Regions from separate parts of the Homo sapiens genome. Here all the other regions are linked to region 1. A link is a loop called in an ENCODE intact Hi-C map of the cell type or tissue named here. Cell type or tissue: A673. All regions are shown on one strand.

The links. A loop is a pair of places that touch in the nucleus more often than their neighbours do. Peaks named below come from ENCODE experiments on the same cell type or tissue, not always from the same donor. Only the 100,000 strongest peaks of a DNase experiment are listed, where the experiment ranks them.
Region 2: it touches region 1 in a loop (6-fold over the local background); 16 of 110 quality-filtered maps call a loop at or near these places.
Region 3: it touches region 1 in a loop (8-fold over the local background); 6 of 110 quality-filtered maps call a loop at or near these places.

The regions. Positions count from the first base shown.
Region 1 is chr20:53,824,416-53,832,415 of GRCh38, forward strand. No RefSeq gene overlaps it. Among named protein-coding and RNA genes, the nearest start is that of BCAS1-AS1, 87 kb to the right of the region's middle. RefSeq lists enhancers at 4,309-4,418, 5,685-5,829 and a cis regulatory region at 5,751-5,764. In A673, CTCF peaks have their summits at 4,531 (motif pointing left) and 4,737; DNase peaks (open chromatin) are centred at 3,736, 4,366, 5,146 and 5,956; H3K4me3 peaks cover 2,336 bases; H3K27ac peaks cover 3,881 bases.
Region 2 is chr20:53,575,318-53,583,317 of GRCh38, forward strand. It overlaps ZNF217 (zinc finger protein 217), which reads right to left. Exons shown (of 6, transcript NM_006526.3): 2 at 6,144-7,851; 3 at 3,017-3,133; 4 at 410-1,963. The coding sequence starts at 7,509. Among named protein-coding and RNA genes, the nearest start is that of ZNF217, 15 kb to the right of the region's middle. RefSeq lists enhancers at 6,523-7,314, 6,712-6,841, 6,872-6,941. In A673, a CTCF peak has its summit at 3,613 (motif pointing right); DNase peaks (open chromatin) are centred at 3,634, 4,274, 4,754 and 7,864; H3K4me3 peaks cover 2,911 bases; H3K27ac peaks cover 2,654 bases.
Region 3 is chr20:53,935,545-53,943,544 of GRCh38, forward strand. It overlaps BCAS1 (brain enriched myelin associated protein 1), which reads right to left. Exons shown (of 13, transcript NM_001366298.2): 13 at 7,997-8,000. It overlaps BCAS1-AS1 (BCAS1 antisense RNA 1), which reads left to right. Exons shown (of 5, transcript NR_199019.1): 2 at 1,819-2,050; 3 at 4,888-5,054; 4 at 5,741-5,851; 5 at 6,631-8,000. Among named protein-coding and RNA genes, the nearest start is that of BCAS1-AS1, 24 kb to the left of the region's middle. RefSeq lists a silencer at 3,226-3,520. In A673, a CTCF peak has its summit at 4,543 (motif pointing left); a DNase peak (open chromatin) is centred at 4,547; H3K4me3 peaks cover 854 bases; H3K27ac peaks cover 5,976 bases.

The DNA of each region.
Region 1 (8,000 bases):
GGATGCAGTTAAGTTCCTTGGAAATAGTTTGATCCTTTTAGGGTGTAAGATGTGTTAAGTGGGATCAGAGCAGTGTTTAGTCCAGAGCTAATTATTCTCCACTACTGAGGCAAGATGCTTCTGAGGGCTCTGCCCAGTGCCTTGTGAATTGTGAGATTGTCCAGGCTGCCTGCGTGAGCTCCAATACTAGTTCCTCTAATCCAATGCTCTAATTCAAGAAAATATGACAGAGTTCATTGTTGTGAAGCAGAGTTGCCCAGGAAGCCCACAGAATCATGAGAAATAATAAAAATTTGTTAAATAATAAATAACTGAAAAAAAAAAAAGAGCTGGATCCAGGTCTTTGCACAACCTCAGGTAGGTGTTGCTAGTGTGTGCCAATCAGAGCTCAGCTGAAGACCTCTGGTGGGCCCTTTGCCGATCTCTGGAGCTCTCTCTCTGCAGTATTTTGCTCTCTGGTATGCTGTCCACCTGAATTCCCTCACTGCCTCAGTCTCCCCTGCCTCTCAGCTTCATCTCAACTCAGAGAGAGCCTGTCCTGACCCTCCTGGACATGTTGAGTTTAATGTGCCTCTTACCATACTAGTGAAGATTCCTTGAAATGCCGTCTGGAAGAGGTCCCTTATAAACAAACTCCTGGATTTCATAACTCAGAAAGGGGAAACCAAACATCGTATGTCTTCAGTTATAAGTGAGAGCTAAGCTATGAGGATGCAAAGGCATAAGAATGATGTGATGGACATTGGGGACTCCGGGGGAAGGGTGGGAGGGGGTGAGGGGTGAAAGACACATTGGGTACAGTGTAGACTGCTCGGGTGATGGGTGCACCAAAATCTCAGACATTACCACTAAATAACTTATACATGTAACCAAATACCACCTGTGCCCCCAAAACTATTGAAAAAAAAACAACAACAACAAAAAAGTCCTGGACTTCAATTGTCCAAGGTGAGTCAAAGACTCAGGCAAATCTCCTACGGAATGTCAGGTTGTCTATCAATTGATTGCCTTGTCATTTGGGATCTGATATTGGGATCAAATTGGCATCTGTAACTCCTCAAGTTATTTCAAGTACTGGGTCTTTGATTTGGTCTATGAGCCACAAAACCTTGTCTGTCTCCTTCCTGTTTAGCTAAAACAAACAAATAAGTAGTGATTCTGATAATCCCTTATTTAAAAAGTACACGTAACATGTAAGAGATTTTACTTGTGACCTATGAGCCGCATTATTATTTGTTATTAGTAGTAGCCGAAATGCTGACATTGATGAATGATAGGCTTTTCAAAATATTAGTTAGATGTAGTTAGTGTGTTCTTATAATAATAACACTCACTCATCAGCTTCAGTGTTAGCCAGGACTCTTGCTTGAAAATCATGGAAGTCAACTGAGAGTAATTTAAGAAAAACTTCTACAACAAATCCCCCTACAGAAATGAAATTTAGAGGCCCATTTAGCTCAAAAGCCTAAGACGTAGGGCCTGATTCAGTCTTCAGATCTCTCTCCTTCCCTGTCGATTCTGTTTCCTTCTCCCTATCTTCATTTTCAGCCTGGTGGGACCAGATTTACGTCAGCCTTAAAGTTTTGATCTCTAAATAAATAAATAAAAGAATAATTTCTCTGATATCTCTGGCAAAGTCCTGGGGCAGGGGGAATCTCAGGTGCCTAGGCTTAGGTCTCATGCCCCTCCTTGCTGTGGGGTCAGAAGAGGGTAAGCCCACAGGGTCATGTGACTTCAGCAGGCTTCCCACGGAGTGGGCTTTTTCATCCCTGGCAACATTGATACTCTGGGCTGGATGATTGTCTGTTGTGAGGCTGCCCTGTGCATTATAGGATGTTTAGCAACCTCCCTGGTCTCTACCCACTAAGATACCAGTAGTACCTCTCTCCTTTCCCCATAGTTGTGGTAACGAAAAATGTCTCTAGATGTTGCCAAATGTCTTCTGGTGGGCAAAATTGCCCCCATTAAGAAGCACTTCTATGAAGCAGGAGTACTTTCCTTTGGGTAGAGATGCTGGGCAAGACAGGGCAGGATGGCTAATGCCTAGAGTCCCAACACTTTGGGAGGCTGAGGCAGGAAGATCTCTTGAGTTCAAGAGTTGGAGACCAGCCTGGGGCAACATAGTGAGACCTTGTGCCTACTAAAAATAAAAAAAAAAAAATAGCCAGGTGTGGTGGTGCATGCCTGTAGATGAGCTACTTGGAAGGCTGAGGCAGGAGGATTGCTTGAGCCCAAGAGATAGAGCCTGTAGTGTGCTGTGATTATACCACTGCACTCCAGCCTGGGCAACAGAGTGAGACCCTGTCTCAAGAAAAAAAGAAAAGAAAAGAAAAAAAGAGAAACCGGGTAGGAAGACAGGCCCACCACCCAAGTCAATGTGTTTTCTGAGCAAAGCAGAAGGAGATGGATCTACAGATGCGATCTGTACTATGAACAATTTCAGTGGCTGCAACGTTGTGCAGTGCTTTAATTTCTCACAAAATAATTTTGGGAGAGGGTTCATAAAAACTGGGAAATACCTGTGAAAATGTGAGATTAATGTAAGTATCGTAGCAGAACCAGAATAAATGAAAGCTCTCTAGTGTCATGATGAAAACTATTAACTATTACTATTAACTATTAACTAAGACTGTGTCTGATTCATTGCTTGTAACACAATCCTTGAAACTGGGTGATTTATAAGAAACAAAATTTACTCCTTACAGTTCTAGAAGCTGGTTGAGGAGAGTCATCTGGTGAGAGGCTTCTTGCTGATGGGGCCTCTGCAGAGCCGCAAGGCTGCACAGGGCATCACATGATCACATGGCACAAAGGCTGAGCATTCTAGCTCAGGTCTCTCTTCCTCTTCTTATAAAGACACCAGTTCCACTCCCATAACAACCCATTAGCCCATTAATCCATGAAAGAATTAATTCATTCATGAGGACAGAGCCCTTGTGACCTAATCACCTCTTAAAGGTCCAACCCCTCAATACTGCCACATCGGCAATTAAGTTTCAACAAGAGTTTTGGAGGTGACGAACACTCAAACCATAGCAGACTGAAATACCAAGTTTTATTTTGGCTCAATATTGTACTAGGTACATGATCATTCTTAAATTATTTAATCTTTGAAATCATTGGTTTCCTCCAGTATAAAAGATGATAAATGATATCAGGCAACCAATTGCTGATGTATGTGAAACTGTGAAGTACTAGGCAAATGGAATATTATTTAAACATACTCTTCAATTAGTTGAATATGAAAGCTACTTTGGTGACTTCTGATTTTTTAGAATCAGAAAATTTCCTCCCTTCCTTTCTTCTTCCCTCCCTCTTCCCTCCCTCCCTCCTTCCCTCTGTCCCTCCCTCCCTCCTTCTTTCTTCCTCCCCATCCTCCTCCCTCTTTGTCTCTTCTTAATTTTTTCTTTCATCTTCTTTTTGGCTTGTTGGTTAATGTAGAGATATAAGTGTTGTAACAAATAAGTTACTATTATTTTCTAGTATGTTCCAAGAAGCAAAAAAAAAAATATTGCTTGCCTGATTTATTACCAGTTTATTCTGTTCCTGCTGTTAAAAAATTAGGGAAAAAAAAGGGAAAGGAAAGAAAAACATTTCCAGTTCGTTGAGCTAACTGGTGGGTGAGAGGCTGAGAAATGATACCATCCTTGCGAAGGCAGATATTATGTCCCAAGAGCACACGATGTGTATGTTCTCAACCTTCTGGCTCTGTTCCACCTTGGTAATAATCCAACCAGTTAATTCCGTGGGACTTAAGCTTCTGGTCTTTGTCTGAACAAATCAGAAATTGCCAGAAAATGTTAGAACAAATTGTAGATCCCAGTTGTAGTGAAGGGTAGAATATATCCCAGAAACAAAACAAATGACTTAATCCATTGTCAGATGTGGGGGCTCTATGATTCATCCCTTAAAAGAGAATTATGGTAGGGCTTACTTCCCAAGTGAAAGAAAGACAATGTGCTCTTCCATCTAATCCGATTGTAGGAAAATTTCGGAATGTCACCTTTTAGAGTAAACATTGCTTGACTCTTAGATTAGGTCTGTAATTTATGGTGCAGGATCTCCTTTAGAGTTTTCAGTAAAGAATGCTGTATTTGTTCCTTTTCTGTTTGCAAAAATAGGCGTTTGGGTGTGACATCCCTTAGGGTGATCATTATCAGTGGATCATTTTACATATTCTTGTGCCAATTCTAAAATAAGCACATATATTTCTCAACCAGTTGAGTATCTCCTAAATGATGCTTTCTTCTCAGTGGGAAGCTTTGGATACTTATGAAAAAAAAAATCAGAGTTCTTTAAGTTGGAGAGTCCACGCTGATATTCATCACAATTTGCATTTGAATAGTACAAACTACAGGAAACCATGGTTGGGGGGGGAGGTGAAATTTTTATTATGTGCTTGGCGAGGAGTCTCTGAGTGTTTATAGTTTGGGAACGGATACTAGCAGAAGGCTTTCTGTTGTTGTTAGGGACGGCTCACATTCCCTTCCCACCCACTCACTGCCATCTACAGCTCAGCTTTGGAGTCAGAATAGCACTTTTCCTACGTTTAGTAGGACTAAGAAAGATTTTTTTTTCTCCCCTTGGCATATTCCTGCAGCTGGATATTAGGGAAGCAAGGAAGCTGTTGAATAGCTTTCTAGCTAACCACATTCATAGTATTCTTTCTCATCTTCCTTCAGAGTTTCTGTTTAGTTTTGTTCTGTTCTAAGGACCTATTTCCTCTCTAATGAAATTTTCGTAGGACCCTGTTGTTTGAATGTTTGTTTCTGGACCCTTTGAGGTTTCTTTACTGGCATTGTTATTTTGATTGGAGAGCCAATTTGCTATCTGTGAACTTTTGCAGATGCGTGAATCGTGAGTGAGATAGAGAGGTGACATATATTTGAGTGTGTGGTATGGGGGAGAGAAAGAGTCACTTTTTGTGCTCTTCCGGGCACGTCTTCAAACACACCATGCTGTCCCCCACACAGTGAGTAGAATTATCCCAACTGTTTTTAAGTTTTAAAGTGCTAACAAACAGAAAAAACAATGAAAATAATTTTCTCTTCAAGGATCTCTGAGAACTCTGGCCACACCTCATTCTTAAAAGCATAATATGTGAGTGACTAGGACAGAATTCTTTCCCTGGATTCCCTTAGAGAATGTCTCACGAAATAACGTCTCATGGCAATGAATCATCGGCTCAGGATCCGACCAGTAAGCCACTGGCCACATTTCTATTTTTAAGAGTCACTAGGAAAAGTTGGAAATAATTTTAGAAAATAAAGAAAATACTCTTTGGCCTTTCTTTCATTTTCTTTTCATTTGGGGAGTAAGTGGAGAATGGGGGAAGAGATCTCATGTCTTTGATTCATGTAAAGCCAAGTTCTGGAAATATAGCAAACGCAGGAGAACTCTTTCTTAAGTGGTAGGAACAGTCCTAATTCCCACAGTTTAGGTTATCTGGTCTATTTCAAGGTTTTGGTGCGTGAGGTTTGGTGTCAACAGCATGATATGATCTGTGGTATACTTAGGGTTCCCAAATATGAATGTAGAAGCATTGAAATAATTTATTTTATTGGATTTGAATTCACTAAATATAGCCCTTGAGTCATGTATAAAATCTCATTGTTCTAATATGAAACAAATGCTGAGTTTATTGTCAAGCCTAATTAACATGTCATGAACATGGGGCACCTGTAAATGATAGAATCTGAGTTAACAACAGCTCTCTGACTGTGTGCACGGGCTGTTTGGAGGGCTTCTTCATGCTCAAAGTTCAACGGCATTTAGAGTTTCAACAGTTCACTGCTTCAATTTTTGTTTACTTTCGTTTCCCCTGGGCAGAACTCTCTAATCTGGGTTTAACTTTTTATACTATACTTGTGAGAGGTGCTCAAATTACCCTACTCCAATAATAGCATACTCTTCATATGGGAAATTTGAAAAGTGCCTCTGCCCACTCTATACAGAATTTCCTGTGCTGTACATTTATCCTGCTGAGACAGGAAACACAATTATTGTTTGGAATTAAGCTAGACCCTTGAGGAACATGAAGTTCTGCTTATGGTTTCCCCACCCCCCTCCATCATCAGACATGGGTGTTGTTTTATCAGAAATAAATAAAAACGGATAATGTAGCTACAAATAGCTACAGGGAAGGAAAAATCTATTTGTAAGATTTTTATTACTTGTGCCTAAATAAGATGGTTCTCTGAACATTTGCTGACTGTTTACAAGAGAAAAATAATTATTCCTGGCTTGTAAGCCTGTCAGGCCATCACAGAAGAAGGTACAAACTATTTCCACATTTTTTAACCCCCTCAGTTTCTCTATGATTATTCGTTGACTATTTTAGCTGGTGACACAATGAAAAAACAGAGTCTAAGCAATTTCTCTAGGAATCAAGATTTATCTGCATTTTTTTTTTTTTTTTTTTTTTGGCCAGAGTGGCGTGATCTTGGCTCACTGCAACCTCCGCCTCCCAGGTTCAAGCGATTCTCGTGCCTCAGCCTCCCAAGTAGCTGGGATTACAGGCATGTGCCACCATGTTCAGCTAGTTTTTGTATTTTCAGTAGAGACGGGGTTTTGCCATATTGGCCAGGCTGGTCTTGAACTCATGATCTCAGGTGATCTGCCCACCTTGGCCTCCCGAAATGCTGGGATTACCGGCATGAGCCACCATGCCCGACCTTGCATCTTTGGATAATCAAATATTACCTCTTCAGAAAAGACTTCCATGGAAGCCCCTTATGAAATACTGCCAGAGCCCTCACCTCCCATATGGCTCCATTTTCTTGTCCTGTTCACTTTCTTCAAAGCATTCATCACTATGAAGTATTATATTAATATATGTATTATTTACTAGCTTATACACCTCTAGGACAGTGCTACCCAACAGAAATATAATGCAAGCCACACAGGAAATTTAAAATTTTCTAGGAGTCATATTAAGAAAGTAAAAAGAGGTCAGGCGTGGTGGCTCACTCCTGTCATCCCAGAACTTTGGGAGGCCAAGGCAGGCAGAGAGCTTGAGCTCAGGAGTTCGAGACCAGCCTGGGGAACATGATGAAACTCCATCTCTACTAAAAATACAAAAATTATACTAGCTGGGCATGATGGTACACACCTGTAGTCCCAGCTACTCAGGAGGCTTATGTGGGAGGATCGCTTGATCTCAGGGAGGTCAAGGCTGCAGTGAGCCGTGATCATACCACTGCACTCCGGCCTGGATGACAGAGTGAGACCTCATTTCAAAAAAAAAAAAGAAGGTAAAAAGAAAATGAATACTATTATATTTATTATAATAGTAGTGTTTCATTAAACCCAGTATGTCCATAATATTATCATTTTAACATGTAATCAACATAAAATAATTGTTAATGAGATATTTTTTATTCATTTTTTGAACTAAGTCTTTGAAATCCAGTGTGTGTTTTACTCTCACAGCATATCTCAGTCCCGACCAGCCCCATTCAAGTGCTCAGTGGCCACTTGAGGCCTGTGGCTACCATATCAGCCTGCGTGGCTCATCTATAAACTCCAGGTGGTCAGCAACTTTGTTTTGTTCCCTAGAGCATTGACGCACACACACTAAAGACATAGTAAATAGTCAATGAAGTAGCAAATGAATGTTAAAATTATAAAGACCACAACTGTTTAGCCAAAGGTCTGTGTATTCAATGCCTTCCAGCATGTTGCAATGACTGTAGTTTTTCTCTTTTTCCTAATGTTTCCTTCTTGCCCACCAATCTAAGAATATCAAAATGCAAAGAATGTCACTATGATCATTTGTTTTGTCATTGAACTAGTTTTTCTGGGAAAAGCCAGATACCATATCCCGTGGTGACTCTCTGCCCACACACCCCTCTGAATGGATTCATTAAAGTTCCATTCTTGCATATTTTTTCCTCTTGGCTCTATGTTCCATCCCTTTAATCAATTCTTGAGCTGCTTAATTAGCAATGATTCAAAACATTTTTTAAAAGATCACGCATCCGTTGATATTTTGCCAGCAC
Region 2 (8,000 bases), 250 kb before region 1:
TTAAAAATCAGCTGTGCATGGTAGCAGCACATATAGTCTCAGCTACCTGGGAAGCTGAGGCAGAAGGATCTCTTGAACTCAGGAATTCAAGACTACAGTAAGCTATGATTACACCGCTGCACTCCAATCTAGATGACGGAGCAAGACCCTTTCTCTAAAAATAAAGTAAGACTAAACAAATCAAAAGAATAAAATACACAGGGTTAAGAGTTAAACCCACAGAGTTAAGTAAGCCTTGGAGGACCACAAACCACTGCCGTATCTAAGAATGCTTCTCTCTGTGACCCCCAAGAACTTCTGGCTGCCTACCCCCCACCCTTGGGAGTGGTACCATCTCCACTGAGAATGCCTGGATTAGCTATTAATCACTGTAGGCAGCCATTTAAACACGACGCCCCTCATGCAATACCTTCTAACGTCGAGCTGGATGCTGGACTACCAGCAGGCACACAAGTGTAAAGTGGCCCGGAGCCACCATAGGGCTTCTGAACAGTCAGCACATTTGGAGAATCGACCTCGCTGGAGCTCAGGAACCTTGGTTTGGGAGGCAGCGCCTGCGACGGATACACACAGTCCTGCGGTAACAGTGATGTGATGCCTCTGACCATATGGTACTTGGGAAGGTCATAGCCTCTTCTGTAATTGGCCCCGGGCTGGTCAACGTCAAGGGCAACCACGCTGGACTTCAGTCTTTTTGGAAGGGGCTCACCAAATTCTGCTGCAGTATTGCTGGCACTCCGATTACAGAAATAGTCTCTTCCCGGAGGTGCCCACGGGCTGTCGTTCTTGGCGGGGTAGTCGATGGAACCATTGATGTTACTGCTGCCGAGGGTGGGCTGAGAAGGAGCTACTGGAAGAGGTTTCAATTTTGTCTCGGGTCTTTTTGTCTTATCCGGTGCAGGGGAAACACTGGTTTTAGGAAACATCTCAGATTGCTGTTGCCTGGTGGCGGCCCCTTGGACCCCCACATTCTGCTGTGGTCTGTGGGACTTCAGGTTACTTGGGGCTAAAGTGCTAGAGTCTATCCCTGAAGTCAGAGGGGCCTTGCCTGGCCCAGGAGGGCTCTGCTTCCCCTTCGCAGATGGCAGGGATTTGGACTGCGCCGGGAAAGCAGACTTGGGCTTGGGTTTACAGAAACTAGAGAGGGGAGGCACATCTTTTCCCAGCAACGCTGGCGGGCATCCGGTACGTCGACTTCTAAGCAAGGACTTGTTTCGACAGTTTTTATGAACGTCAGGATTGTATTTATGCTCCAGTCTCTGGTGCATCATTAAAACTTCTGGATAAAATGTCTTGAAGGTACAAAATGGACAGGTGATACTTGGAATCAAACTTTTACTCAAAGAAATTGCCGGGCAATTGTGAAGAGCCCCCACGGATAAATTTAAAGGTTTTTCGTGACAATCCACACTTGGCCTGTATCTGCAGTCAGCTGCGGTCTCCGTTTGCTTCTCTTTGGGGCTAACTTCAAGGTTATGGGTGGTACTGCCATCCGGAGGAGGAGTAACATCCGCCTTGGTTCTACAGATGAGGTTATTTGCCTGAGTTTCAACTGCTGATCTCTTTTTTAACAGGTCCAGGTAAGCAGGGGTAGGGTTTTTATTCACTTTATCAGCACTGTCATCAGCTGCATTTTTATGGAAATCCTGAGTATCTTTGTGTGCTGGTGAGAGGACAGCGCTGCCCAGAACATTCTGAAAAACAGAAGGCATCTCCTTAAGCTGCTTTGCAGGTGGACTGCCTGTAACATCTTTGGCACCATCAAAAAATCTTTTCAAATTTTTGGTTTGCGCACTGTCAGCGGTTAATAGTGCATCTTCAGTGTCCTGATTTTTACCATCGTTCTTGACTTCAGCAGCAACATCGGTTTGTTTTTCCTTGTGATGTCTCTCCAAGTGATACCTCAGAGATGTCTTCTGGGCTGCAGCATATTCACAAAATTCACATTTGTATGGTTTTTCACCTAAGGCAAGAAATGGCACTTTATTATAGAAGTGTATGAAAAGCACTGAAATAGATCAAATATCTATTTATTAAGAAAACAGGCTTCTTTCCTCCTTTTGCTTTCTCGATCTACTATCACATAGGATTTCTCATCAGTTCTTTATCATCCTTACTGTAATGAATATTTGAAATTATGAATGCCTATCTTCAATAGAAAAATTAACAGCAACACTTCTAACTTATTTAATCTTCCTAACAGCCCTAGGGAAATATGTATTATTCTACTTTTACAGCAAAGAAAACTAAAAGCACAAAAAGGTTAAATAACTTGCCCAAGGGTGCACAGATAGTAAGTGGAAGAGATGAAATTTCAAATCTACGCAGCCTCCTACATCATGATGTCATAGCTCCTTTCACAATCTCAAGACTACTAAATAGATTCTCATTTCATTCTCAATCATAAAGACATAAGATGCAGCATTTTAAAATACTGTAGCTTTTAATAAGATAAGAGTCAGGACATAGCAGTCATAAACTAAACAAATGAACTTTGTCCGGGCGCGGTGGCTCACGCCTGTAATCCCAGCACTATGGGAGGCCAACACTATGGGAGGCCAAGGTGAGCGGATCACTTGAGGTCAGGAGTTCGAAACCAGCCTGGCCAGCATGGTGAAACCCCATCTCTACTAAAAATACAGAAATTAGCCGGGTGTGGTGGCAGGTACCTGTAATCCCAACTACTGGGGAGGCTGAGGCAGGAGTATTGCTTGAACCAGGGAGGTGGAGGCTGCAGTGAGCCGAAATTGCACCACTGCACTCCAGCCGAGGTGACAGAGCAAGACTCCGTCTCAAAAAACAAAAAAGAAAGAAAAGAAATGAACTGCAAATAAGAACAATGGCTCAAGTTACAATGGCACTAAAAGAATAAAAATAACCACTGCAATCAACATGCTACATATTTATCCTTAAGCTAGTCCAAGGATCTGGCAGAGTATCTGAACAACAACAACAAAAAAATTAGATAACTACATAATTTAACTAATGCATGGTTAAAAAAATAAAAGTTCTTTACCTGTATGCGTTCTGAGATGAATATTGAGGTAATAATTTGAACGGAAAAACTTTCCACAATAACTACACTCTCTTGAAGATGTAAGATGTTTTATTTTTCCTCCATCATCATTTTTATCTTAAAGGAAAAACAAAAATATTTATATAAGAAGGTAGCTGAAGTACCTGAATAAGGCATGCTGACTTAAATATTCTTGACATAAACATTTTTGGAAAGCATGAAAAAATTCTTTTATATAACATCGGGTTAGAACAAAACGGCTAGACACACACCAAATGCTGTTGGAGGTTGTTTGAAGTTTTAGAGTGTTATAACATGATTTTGTTTTGTTTTTTTCTGGGTACAGCAGAGTACACTATTAAACATTCAGTTCTTCGTTTGCCTTAATCACAAGAAAGATCATTTCATAGACTGAATTGCCCGGGCAGCTTCCGGTTCTCAGTGTCTCTGAGCAGGCAGGATCTGGCAAACTGAAGGTGGACATACATACTGGCGGGAAAAATTATCTTCTTCAGAATAATTTAGAAAAATGAGCCAATTACAAACCGTCAACTTCCCAACCACCAGGGGAAAAATAAGCCGTTTAAGGTTAGGATTAAACAACTGACCACTAGAGGGCAGCAAGCACAACTTAATCTTCAACAGAAAAGAAAGTCTGGCATTGGGCAAGCACCTAGGAAAGTCTGTCAAAATTTAGCAAAGTTTTGGAAAGCAGGCTGTATTGTCCACAAACACTCATGTGGGCGAAAGAGATCTGACAAATGAAAACCTGTCCCCAAATGACAGTGTTTGGCTTTAGTTTCTGCAGGACAATAGGACAATGTGTCTCACGTGCATCAGGAGAAGTTAGAGTCCACTGGAAGGAGGACAGAACTTCAAACACACACCAGCCCTCCAAAAGACAATCAGAGGTGCTGCCGTTAAAATACCACCCCCAAAACACATGAATGTTTAAGTTTTAAATAAATGTCCCCTCACTGTAGATCATATCACTATCCACCTGTAAGACAGACACCCTTGATGATCTATATAGTGTCTAAAGAAAGAAAAAAAAATTTACTTGATCTTCTTAAGTCTTAAAAAAGCCAGGATGATAGTACAATATGATAAATCTAGACTACTAAGATAATATAAGTTTAGGAAAATCAATTCCCCAAATACAGAATGGCCAGCTTTTTTTTCTTACAATCATACCCAAACTAGCTGGGTTTATAACTGGGCGTTGTTGCAATTTCCGACTCCCAACTATGTGTCAGGATTTATGGTATGTTGCGTCATATCCAAAAAGCTATGAAATGCCTTTTCTTTAGAACAAAGGACATGACATTTCCACATCTACCTGGTTCCTGCTCTTTCAAGCATCACCTCTGACTTTACAGTTATATTTTTTAAAGGACTGTGATCTTTTTACAAATAGGCTGTTGAAATTGTCCTTGGGAGGTGGAAGACAGGGGTCAATGAACCATTTTGCAAACAGGGAAATAGTAGCAAAGAAAGGTTAAGCAACTCATAATTGGTCACAAAACAACGCAGTGGTAGAACCAGAACTCAACGCCAAGCTGGGGTGCTCCCACCCACAGCCAGGCATTCTGTCCTGCCTGATGATCTAGCCCATGTTTTCCACACCACCTACCGGTAACTGGCCTTTTCATTTCTTTCAGGGAACTGGGGCATCTCACAGGGCCCCTGCAACAGTACCGGCACTAGCAGAAACCACTTAGCTAACTGGAGTCTGTGTTTAAAGCCTCTTTTTATGATGCCATTAAGACATTAGATTTGTAGTATGCTAAGTGCTGGGTTTCCTGTGTCCCAGGAAACTCAAAAACATTCTAAAGATTTGATATACAGACTACAGTTCTCACGTCAATCACATGATCAGAAAAGGAACTGGCACTGGCTGAAGAGCAGGTGAAGGAAGAGTCCAATCAATCGTGTGGGCAAATTCATCGTGGGTCTCATACACCCAGTTTTCCGAAGAATTCAAGCACACAATCAAGTGACACTGAGAGGAGGAGGCACTTGTTTTAACCGAGGACCACTTTGACAGATGCTTCCCTAAGACCGATTCATGTTCCCATCATTCGCTTGTCAATTACGGCCTGCCCATCAGGGTCTTTTCAACTGTTTTAAGCAGCAAGATCCTCTATTCAAACAAAATACTAAACTCTGATAGGAGAAGCTCTGGCTACAGTGAGGATGGGCGCAACTCCAAACACAGGTGGAATCCTTTGCCCTAGATAACGCCCACCAGGGCTCAGGAATATTATGTGAGCATGCCTTCAGTGATCACCTTCTCTTTCTATAAATGCCACTAGTACACTGAAAATTCTGCTGAGCAAATGAGCCTTCTTAAAAATGTCTTCAGTGTGCTCACATTCCTTGTATTTTATGACAAATCATTTGGGTTCCTGAGGTACCTATAAATGGATACTAGCTTGCCAGACAGAAAGGACAAGGTTTTGGACAGCACCAAACGGCTGCCCAAATAATATTCCTGGCTCTAGTTGATCATCACTCCCAGTACCTTTTATGGCCACTAGAAATTCACTACAGAAAAAGATCAGGAACGCCAGAAAAACTTAAGTGAAGGCTAGGGTCTCTCAATGCTCAAACTATTGACATTTGGGACCAGATAATTCTTTGATGATGGGGCTGTCCTGTGCACTGTACCATGCTGAGCAGTGTCCCTGGCCTCTGCCCACTGGATGCCAGCAGGCACACCCACACACACAGTATGACAACCAAAATGCCTCCAGACATTGCCAGATACTGATTGGGAACAAAATCGCCCCAGTTAAGAAGCAGTGCATTTGGGCTGGATGCACAAGTTATTTTTTTTTTAAAGTGTGTTTTGTGAGCAAAACGATACACGTTTAAAAAATATATATATATTTTCAGAACAAGGAGACCTCTTAACTCAACCCTGTTATTACAGAAATGAGAAAATTAAGGCCCTGAGAGGTTAAATGACTTACACAGAGTGATACCAAAAAGAGCCTGGACTTGACTCTGGCTCTCCAAACCCCATTCCTGGCCAGCGTTGTCTGGAGATGGGAATAGAGAGGGGGAGACGGGGAGACAGACAGACACAGGCGGAACAGCACGGGACGGAGACAGGGCAGCTTACCCAGATGGATTCCTTCGGGAAGCCCATCCTCAGATCCGTCTTCAGAACCACCTTCCCCTCGATCCACGGCTCCATTTTCATCCAGAGGGGCGGCGAGGTCAGGAGAACACGTCCCCGGCTGCCTCCCGTCCACAGACATGGTGGGCGACTCCGCGCCGGCCCTCCGGTCCTTCTTGTGGACCCTGGAGTGCAAGACCAGCTGGTGGTAGGTTCTGAAAGCTTTGCCGCACTCGGAGCAGTGAGTGGGCTTCTCCTTGCTACTGGGTAACTTGGGATCCGCGTCCACGGAGGGCGCTTCGCCGTGGGAGTGTTTGCACTTCTCTTTCTCTTGCGAGAGGCCTGCACAACTGCCCTTATTTGTTTCTCCAAGCTCCTTCTCGGAACTCGAATCGTCGTTGTCGGTGCTCCCTTCTTGCCCCGATTCCTTCACTTCTTGGCAAATGGCAACTTTTCCTTTGGTAGCCAGCTGCCAAGCCTGGAAGGTGGTGAACGGATCGAGCTGAGGGATGCATCTGACAGGCTTCTTCCCCGTTTCAGGGTGAGATTTTGGTCTCAAGTTGAACAACTGCAGGAAGTCCTCCCTCGAGGACGGCATTCCTCCTTGTGGAGAGTCTGTCTGCGCGCTGCTGGTACCGAAAGCAGTTTTTTTGGTGTGCACCTTGCGGTGCTCAATTAGACTTTCTTTATTTGGAAATAGGAAGCCACAAACCATGCAGATTTTGTAAGGAGAGGAGATGCTCTCGGCCGCGTGCACCTGGACGACCTCGTTGATCGTTGCTGGACTACTCTCCAAGCCTTGCTGCAGTTTGCTTCTGGCCCCCGATTTGCCATTATGTGTCCGCATGTGATTTTTAAGAAACCAAGGCTCCTTGAATCTTCTTCCGCACATGTTACACCCGTAAGTGAAAGAATCTTTGTGTGTTCTCATGTGGATCTCAACATCAAAAGCGACTCTAAATGTCTGCCCACATACCTCACAGCTAAATTCATTTTCCTTGCAATTCTTTTCCTTGGGAGGTTCTGTTCGCACTTGACTTTTATCAAGCGGACTGAGATACTCTGCTTCAACCCGAAGAACTGCTGGTTCACAGAGGGTAGGCCGGTGTTGCATTAAGACATGTTTATTAAGGTCTTCTGAATGTGTGAAGGTCTGGCTGCAGAACATGCAATCCAAGGGCATATACCCCTCGATTTGGATGACATTTTTTTCTTGTGTAGCTCGGAATGGAACAACAGCGGTCCCTTTCATTGACAAGGCATCCTCCATCTCCATCGGACTGCCAAGAGAGCTGCCAATCACTTCTGGCCCATCCATGTACATTAAGAGGGATTGAGTTGGCATGTTTCCTGTCACTTTCGATTGCATATAATCTCAAAGTTCCGTTGGGCAATTTCTGGAGTTGGAATAAGGCCACTTGTAAGACTTGTCACTCACCCCTCTAACAGCCCTGGGTTCCAAAAACCAGAGCAAATATTTATTATAAAAGTTCAAAAGAAAGTGTATAGTCCTCTAACTTCTTCGAACTTTTAGGAAGCTCAGTGATGGTGTCACTGGTTCTTTCCACAAACAAGGCATACAGGGTTCCCAATGCCTCGATTCAAATATGAATCAGCACAAAGCATTAGTTCTCTTTGTCTCCATTGAATGAGTGTTTCAATTGAGCAAGAAGTCAATCCCAGCAACCTGGAGACAAGGGATTTCCAAACCCTAGAGGAAAAAAAACAGAAACGGTTAGCTACACTCAGAGCGAAGAGAAGGCTGGTGTGGGTGAGTCATACGGTCTTTTCCACGCAGCAGAGAAGGTACCTAATTCAATTGCTTCACTTTTAACTAATATATAGGGCATCCTGTTAAAC
Region 3 (8,000 bases), 110 kb after region 1:
CTCTTCTGAAGATAAAGGAGGAGACAAGGATGTCAGCATGACCATAGCATACATGTTCATTTATTTAGAGCCAGGGAAGGGGGTGGGACACTAATCAAGGTTGCCCCTTCCCTTCACTTCCCTTCCCTTCCCTTCCCTTCCCTTCCCTCCCCTCCCTTCTCCTCCCCTCCCCTCCCCTTCCCTTCCCTTTTTTCTCCTCTTAAAGCCACCAACTGTGCTAGGTATTTGTATGTTTACTCTCAGATCATTTTTCCAAGCTTCTCTTCAAACTGCATTTCCCAGGTTCCATTACCAACTGGCTTCTGGTTAAGTTCAGCCAGTGGGCGGCACTGACACGTATTTTTCCTGCCTCCTCCCTCCAGTCAACAAAAAGGTACTGCTTGCAGAAGCCTCCATTGGGTTCCAGCTACCCTCAAGCAGCCTCACCCCCATCCACATGGGGTTCTATTTCCCACAGGGTGCCGGGTTCCCTAGCTCCAGAAGCATCACCTCTTCCCTTTGGCTGTGTGTCTCTAGTGGTGGTTCTTTTTGTAGCCTATTTCTATTTCTTTCTTTCTTTTTTTTTTTAAATTATACTTTAAGTTTTAGGGTACATGTGCACAATGTGCAGGTTAGTTACATAGGTATACATGTGCCATGTTCTATTTCTAATCTCCGGGTGGGCCTCACGGCCCCATGGTTGTCTTTTCAACTCTTCCAGTACCTTTAAAACTAGCACCCATATTAATGTCCTTCTATTCAGCTCCTTGTCATGGGATAGAGGTTCCCGAGAAAACCCTAAGACACAGATCACAGATTTTTCTTTTTTTTTTTTGGAACAAAGTCTCGCTCTTGTCCCCCAGGCTGGAGTGCGATGGTGTGATCTCGGTTCATGGCAACCTCTGCCTCCCGGGTTCAAGGGATTCTCCTGCCTCAGCCCCCCGAGTAGCTGGGATTACAGGCGTCTGCCACCACACCCGGCTAATTTTTGTATTTTTAGTAGAGATGGGATTCTCCTTCCTCAGCCCCCCGAGTAGCTGGGATTACAGGCGTCTGCCACCACACCCGGCTAATTTTTGTATTTTTAGTAGAGATGGGGTTTTACCATGTTGGCCAGGCTGGTCTAGAACTCCTGACCTCAGGTGATCCACCCGTCTTGGCCTCCCAAAGTGCTGGGATTACAGGCGTGAGCCACCGCGCCTGGCCGACACAGAGGTTTTTAACCTAAGACACAGACCCTGAGACAAAAACTTAGGTGCAAGTAGTTTATTTGGGAAGTGATCCCAGGAAGCACAAAAGGTGGGGTGGGGGGGCGTGCTCATGAGTATGTTACTGCTGTGGGTGACGGGTGGCTCGGTCTTGCTGAGGACCCTTGAGAGAACACAAAGACGACCCCTCAACATTGTCCCACTGAGAGATGGGGCAGCTGAGGTGTTTACCTTTCCTCTCCCATCTTTCACTGATTGAGAATTGTCCTTCGGGGCATAAAATTTCAGGTATTTTCAAAATGCCATGCAGGTGGGCTAAACAAGCTCCTACAGCCCCTGGAGAAAGCCACCGAGAGGAAAAGCAAAGAACGAGGAGTTTTGGGGTGGGAAGCTGTCAGTGCTGCAGGTAAACTCGGGTAGTCTGAAGACGATGGGGCAGGGCAGCCACAGCACCTACTGCCATGGCGACTTGGCCACCGTTATAAGTAGATGCAACTGTACAACCAAGGATAGCCAAGGGTGGACCTGAGCCCCCTCTCCAGAAATTCTGCCTTACTTTAGAATGGGGTGAACAGCAGGGAAAATGAACATTTTTCTTTGCTTTTTCTCCTCCCTCCTTTCTTTTTTCTAGATAAGCCAGCCAGCCAACTGCTTATGAGGATAAGGAGAAACTGGGGCAAAGTTTAAGGATGTCGCAAAGTCTGGGTGGCCTTCAGTCCATGAAAGAGAACACATCTGTTCTATCTCAGGCTGAGGTCATCTGCATCCTCATCAATAAGCTGACTGAGCACTCATTACCTGCCAGACACGGTGCCTACATGCTCTAAATGCACGGTCTCGTTTATTCTCAGCAACTTTCCGAGGTAAGTGCTGTTAGCATTCCCATTCCACAGAGGAACAAACTAAGGCTCTGAGAAGAAGTAATTTGCTCAAGACCTCACAGCCTGGGATCATGGGTATGAATCATCTGGGTGAATGATGAGGCCAAATCCCAAGTCCATGTTTATGACACTTAGAAATAACCATTTAAATGTCCTTTGAAGGGTCAAAACCATTTAGAGGTTTTATCTCTTTCTTACAATCTTCAAAGAAGTTTAACACCTTATAATAAATATCTCACAGATAACTCAGGTCACTTAGTGAATATTAGTTGAATTGCTTTTGTATTAGATCCTACCTGCAGCCAAAATATAAATCTATGTTACCCTCCAGCTCAAATATCTTCCATGGCTCCCCATTGCCGTCAAGAGACAATTTAAACTCGTTACTATGGACTTTTTACTCCAAGTCCTTGAGATCCATCTGTGCCACCTCCCCAGCTTCCATCCTCTTATCCGTTCTCCTCACAGTCTCACTTCAGCCATGCTAAGCTACCTGCCATTCTCTCTGTGGACCCTGGGCTCTTGCACTTGCTGTTCTTCTGGGAGCCCTTTTGTCCAACGCTTATTCATTCTGTGTGAGTTAACTCAACTGTCACCTCCCCAAAGTGGCCAACCTCCACCCACTGTGGTCTTGCGCCAGTGCCTTCCCCTGAGTCCCATGACACCCTGCATTTGCTTCTCTTACATTGTATTATTATTATCTTTTTGCCTGCCTGTCTCTCCCACAGACATGAAAGCAAGCTTTTATGTACTTAGGTTGGATTTCAACCTTGGCTCTGCCATGTGTGTTCTTGGGCAAAGTTGTTTTTTTCTCTGTGAGCCTTAGTTTCCTCAGCTGCCAAATAAGCAGTGAACAAAGTTAAGTCATGTGACACACAATACCTGGCATATAGTGAGGTTCAATGTTAGCTTTTTTTATCTAAGCATCTTCAGGGCCAGTCTTTGGACCAAACATGCTGTTGATGCTCAGTGAAGTGGTAGCTCTACCTGGACCAGTGGTTTTCAAATTTTCTCCTTCATTGGAACCTCCTGAGAGGCTGCTAAAACACAGGTTACTGGGTCCCACCCCAAGAGTTTTTGATTCTGCGGGTATGGAGTGGGGCTTGAGAGTTTGCATTCCTAACATGTTCTCAGGTGGTGCTGAGGCTGCTGGTCCTGGGACTGTACTTTTAGAACCACTGGGCTGGTTACCTGGGAAGGGTAGATGTCTGGTTAGGGTGATCAGACATTCAGAGCTAAAACAAATTCACACTAGAGGATAAGGCAATCCACAATGGGTGTGGCCACAGGATATTTGTTTAGCAATTTATCCATTCAACCAATATTTGTTGAGTATCTACCATGTCCAGGCATTGTGCTAGACACTGACAATAGAACAATGAATGAGCAAGACAAGAAGGTTCAGATCTTGATAAGTTCACATTCTAGTGGCACTGCTTTGGAAGGTGGGGGCCGTCATTACACAAATCCCATGGGTGTGAATTGAAGGGACACAGTTAGTTTGGGGAATGGTTAGCCTTAAAGCCACTGATACCAATAATGGCTTTACTGTCTACTGTATCATTGTATTGCCTTCTCAACATGATTTCACCAAAATGATTCATTGAAACTGATTATGGTATTCCCATAATCCCCTTGCCTGGAACTGCATCCATCATTCAGCACAGTTTTAGGATGAAGTCAACCCATGGAACATGGCAGAATGGAGTGTCAGAGAACCAGAGCCAGGCTATGAGACTTAACACCAGTTATATGAAACGATACATTTCCTCATTATCGTTGTTAGCTGGAAGAGAGTCTCAGAGAATCAAAGCCAAAGATGTTATACAACACCTATTATATGAAATGATAAATACCCTTATTGTTACGATTATCTGCCAATTCAAGTAGGGGTTTTCTGTTACTTGGTGCTAAAAGTTCCCCATGATAGAATAGCTTGCCTTTCCTAAGTGCTTACAATGTGCCAGCCACTGCACTAAATGTTTGGTATGCACCATCTCACTGCATGCTGGCAGCAACTCCACGAGTAGGCTCTATTATTAGCCCATTGTTGAGGGAGGACACTCAGAGTTTAAATCACTTGCTCTTTAGTTGGGAGTGGAGAAGATGAGAGGTAAGGCTGCTTTGTGGAGCAGGATGGGCCAGTAAGGATTACTTAAATGCATTGCAATGACACCAACTGAAACGTTTTGCAATCACACAATCTTCCTTGAGCTTCTTCCAAGATAGAGCAGATAAGGATGGAAACACAAACCAACCAACCTTATCTTCATTTGGAGGACTGAGAATCATAGAAGGCAACTGACTTGCCCAGTTCAGCTTTCTCGTTCTAGTTCTCCTAATTAAACTTGACTGCTTTCTAGAAGTTAATCAACAAATACACTCTCAGGCTGCTTTGGCCCAGTTTCCCGGTTAGGCAATCAGGGAAAAAGGGCTAGGCATTGTAAAACCCCAGGTCCTGCAGCTCCCCCACGTGGCTGCATTTTGACAAAAGCAAGCTTCTGAGAGAGTAGATCACGTAAGGAACCAGCCCTTCCATGGCTGTCATTAGCAGAAGTGCAGCTGGGGGCCATTTTGTCAAGAAGTGCTTATTTGGAAAAACAAAACAAAACAAAAAATGAAAAAAAAAAAAAAAATCTATACAGGTGCATGCCAGTCCCCCGGTAATGAAATGTAACAAAGGAAGCACTTAAGTTCAGTGAGGGAAATACAGCTTTAAATTACAGATTGTACCCAGAGCACTTTATAAACGGTAATGTGTGATAATGTATTATCCTTACTTCTGTGAAATTGTGGACTGCAACTTCTGCCGGGGCCAGTTAAAGGGCCAGGAGATGGAGAGGGTTGCGTGAATGCCATTCAAGAAAAGGGCAACAGAGGCTAAGGGGTTAAACTCCCCAGAAAACCAATTTATGCAAAGGGCTGGATCCTGACCGGCATTCTGCACTAAAGATCTGAATTACAAATTTAGAGAATTTGCTGCTCGGTAAGTAATTTCTTTTCTTCCTAATGGAGACTATAATTTCCAGTGGGCCGGTGCCACTTAATTTGCACTGATAGAGTGAACAAAATCTTGACCACGGAGAAGCCTAATTCTACTCACCGTGCAAAATTGCCCTTTAAAAAGGCTTAAAGAGGGACATTCAAAGGATGGTTAAAACCAACCCCTATAATCTTACATTGCTGCAAAGCACATTCCCTAGTTTCCCCTGTGTTTGTATCTTGGGTTAGTTAATAATTGGAATTAGTTCTTTTTCCTTCCCTGTAAGGTAGGTAGTGTAGCTGATTTTATTTTTTTAAGGTATAAGATCTACTTGGGATTATCTGACATAAGAAATAACATTGTCAGATTCAGATTGGAGAAATCTGCACCCTTCCAGGCACTCTGAGAAGGGAAAGGACACAGATTCTTGGTTTCTTGAAATCTAATTCTTTAAGACACTTAGAATCTAATTTAATGAGACCCCAGTGCTTCTGGACTGTTTGCAAACAGACAAGAACAATCTAGTGTGTGTGAAGTGGGAGGAGGGAGGGGAGAGAGTGTGTGTTTAAACCCCTGATAATTTATCTAAAAAGCAAGGGGATACATACAACAAAGACCAGGAATTTCACTTTCTTTCTCTTTTCCTTCCCATTTTGGTTTCTATTTTGTTATGTGCCTCCTTCTCCAAGACAACGAATGCAGGAAGGACCTCACTGGCTGCTGGGAACAACTGCCCTTTTGAATGAATTCTTTTATGGTTACCAGTCAAAAAGTCACCGTCAGCTGGAACTGGAAGGGAGGTGTGTGTGTGTGTGTGTGTGTGCGCGTGTGTGTGTGTACGCGCAGTGGCAGCCATTTCAGCTCAATAGCTCCATTCCTGGAAAGGCCACTTCTTCTTGACATGGGAGAAGACACACTTCCCTGTGTACCTAAAAATAAATAATAAGTAAATAAATAATAATAATAAGAAAGTCATTTTTGCTCCCTCCCCCAGGTCTTAATTCTTCTTTCTCTTTTAATCATGTTTTTCTGTGTGCCACCTTTGCTTTGCTTATTTCCCCCACTGCTTGTTCTGTCTGATGGCATTTCTGGGAATCTGTGTCCTAAAGGCTTTCTTGGGTTTATTGGTGAGTTTCAGCTCTTTTTCACTCTAGTTCTGCATAAGGGGTGGGCATTAGTATTTATTGTAAATGCATTGGAAATGGGATCTCAACAACAATAACACACACACACACACACAAACACAAAAATGGAGTATTAACTTGTTTCTTAAGCCATAACTGAATTTAGAGTTCTCCCAGTAAGTCATGCGCTTTACTTCTCTCTGGCATTTCTTGCTTTTTTAAAAAAAAGCAATTTCATTAAAAGACTATTCTCTTTTTTGGCCCAGGAGCATAGGAAACCAGTTATAAAAACTGTTGGCATGCTTTGCAGAGAGATTCTCAGCAAAGAGGCTTTTTTTTTGTTTTATTTTGTTTTGTTTTGTTTGAGTGGGGGCTTGGGAGGGCTCCATCTGCCTTAGTAACTGGCTAAGTAACTGGCCTGGGCTACTCAGTCTGTTTCTCTTCCTCCTGCCTAGGGGCATTTCTTATCTGGGCAAAAAGCCCCTGTACCCAGCGAGGTGAAACTTGCAAATGATACTGTCACCTTCCTCAATGGACTGCAGCTCAGGAGCTCACCAAAGGTTGCAGCAGACAACCCCCACGGTGTTTGGAGACAAAGGAATAGCAGCTGCCTGGTTTCCTTGAATCACCCCGTGCTCTGACGATGGCAGTGATGGGCCTCCCACCAATGGCTTCCCCAAGTGCTGTTTTCCTGCTTCATGCCAAGTTAAGCATTCTGATACTAAGCGGCACGAGATAGTTCTCAACTGGGTGAGGCACAGGTGTGAGTAATCTCGAGGTATGGTCAGGAGGTTTGAAAAAACTAACCCAGCTGCAAGGAAAAGACCTCTGGTCTTTATTGGAAACACGAATTTGACCTGTCCAAGCTGGGAGCTAATAGGCCCCAGCAGCTCAGGATCCCCTCCTCACTTACGCTTGGGTTTTGAGTGATACCATATTTTTCTGAACACATTTTCCAAATGCCTATTTGCCAAAGCCGTGGTGTAATTTGCCTAAGCAGCAAACTTGTCCTTAGAGTCGAGGTCCATCCACATCAGGAGAGTATATTCAATGTTTATCTCCGATCAATGTGTGATGAATTGCATATGAGATAGATTTGTGTGAGCCAATGTGTGTGTGTGGATCTGTGTTAGTTACATGTGTTTATTTGCATGTATGTAAATATGACTGTGTGAGTGCATGGATCTATTCCTGCATGATATATATTTATATATATGAATATGTGCATATATATGCAAATATGGGTATAAATATGTATCTGAACATATAGGTGTGTATCTGTAGTGGACACTGTCAATGCACTCATCCTCCAGTTACTTAGGCATCCCAGCTTCTCAGCTCAATGGGGGCCGCTTGCCCATCCCCCCACCTCCCAGGGCAGCCCAGAATTCACCTACCAGGGTTCAAAGGCTGGCTCCCTTGACTCAAGGTCAAACTATCTGGGTGGTGCAATTCATGCTCCAGTTGAAACCAACCCTTGCCCAACTCTTTTCTTGCCCTCTTCTTTTTCTCTTACTCCCTTTCCCTCGGAGCCCACTCTCAGTATATCCTATGCGTCCAAATCCCCATCTCAGGCTCTGCTCCAAGCAACCTGGCCTAAGACAGCACTATTCTATACATGCATGTGTGTGTACATGCAAACATACAACTGCACACATTTGTGTGTGTGTGTGCCCATATACAAGGAAATCCGGGAAGATCTGGGAGAGAATGATCTTCCAAAGAAGATAATGGAGAAAGAGTATGGATTTTATAATGTAGAAGTTAGAGTCATCTCAGATATAGAGTGGGACTGCTTTGAAGTTGAAAATTAAAAGATACTTTA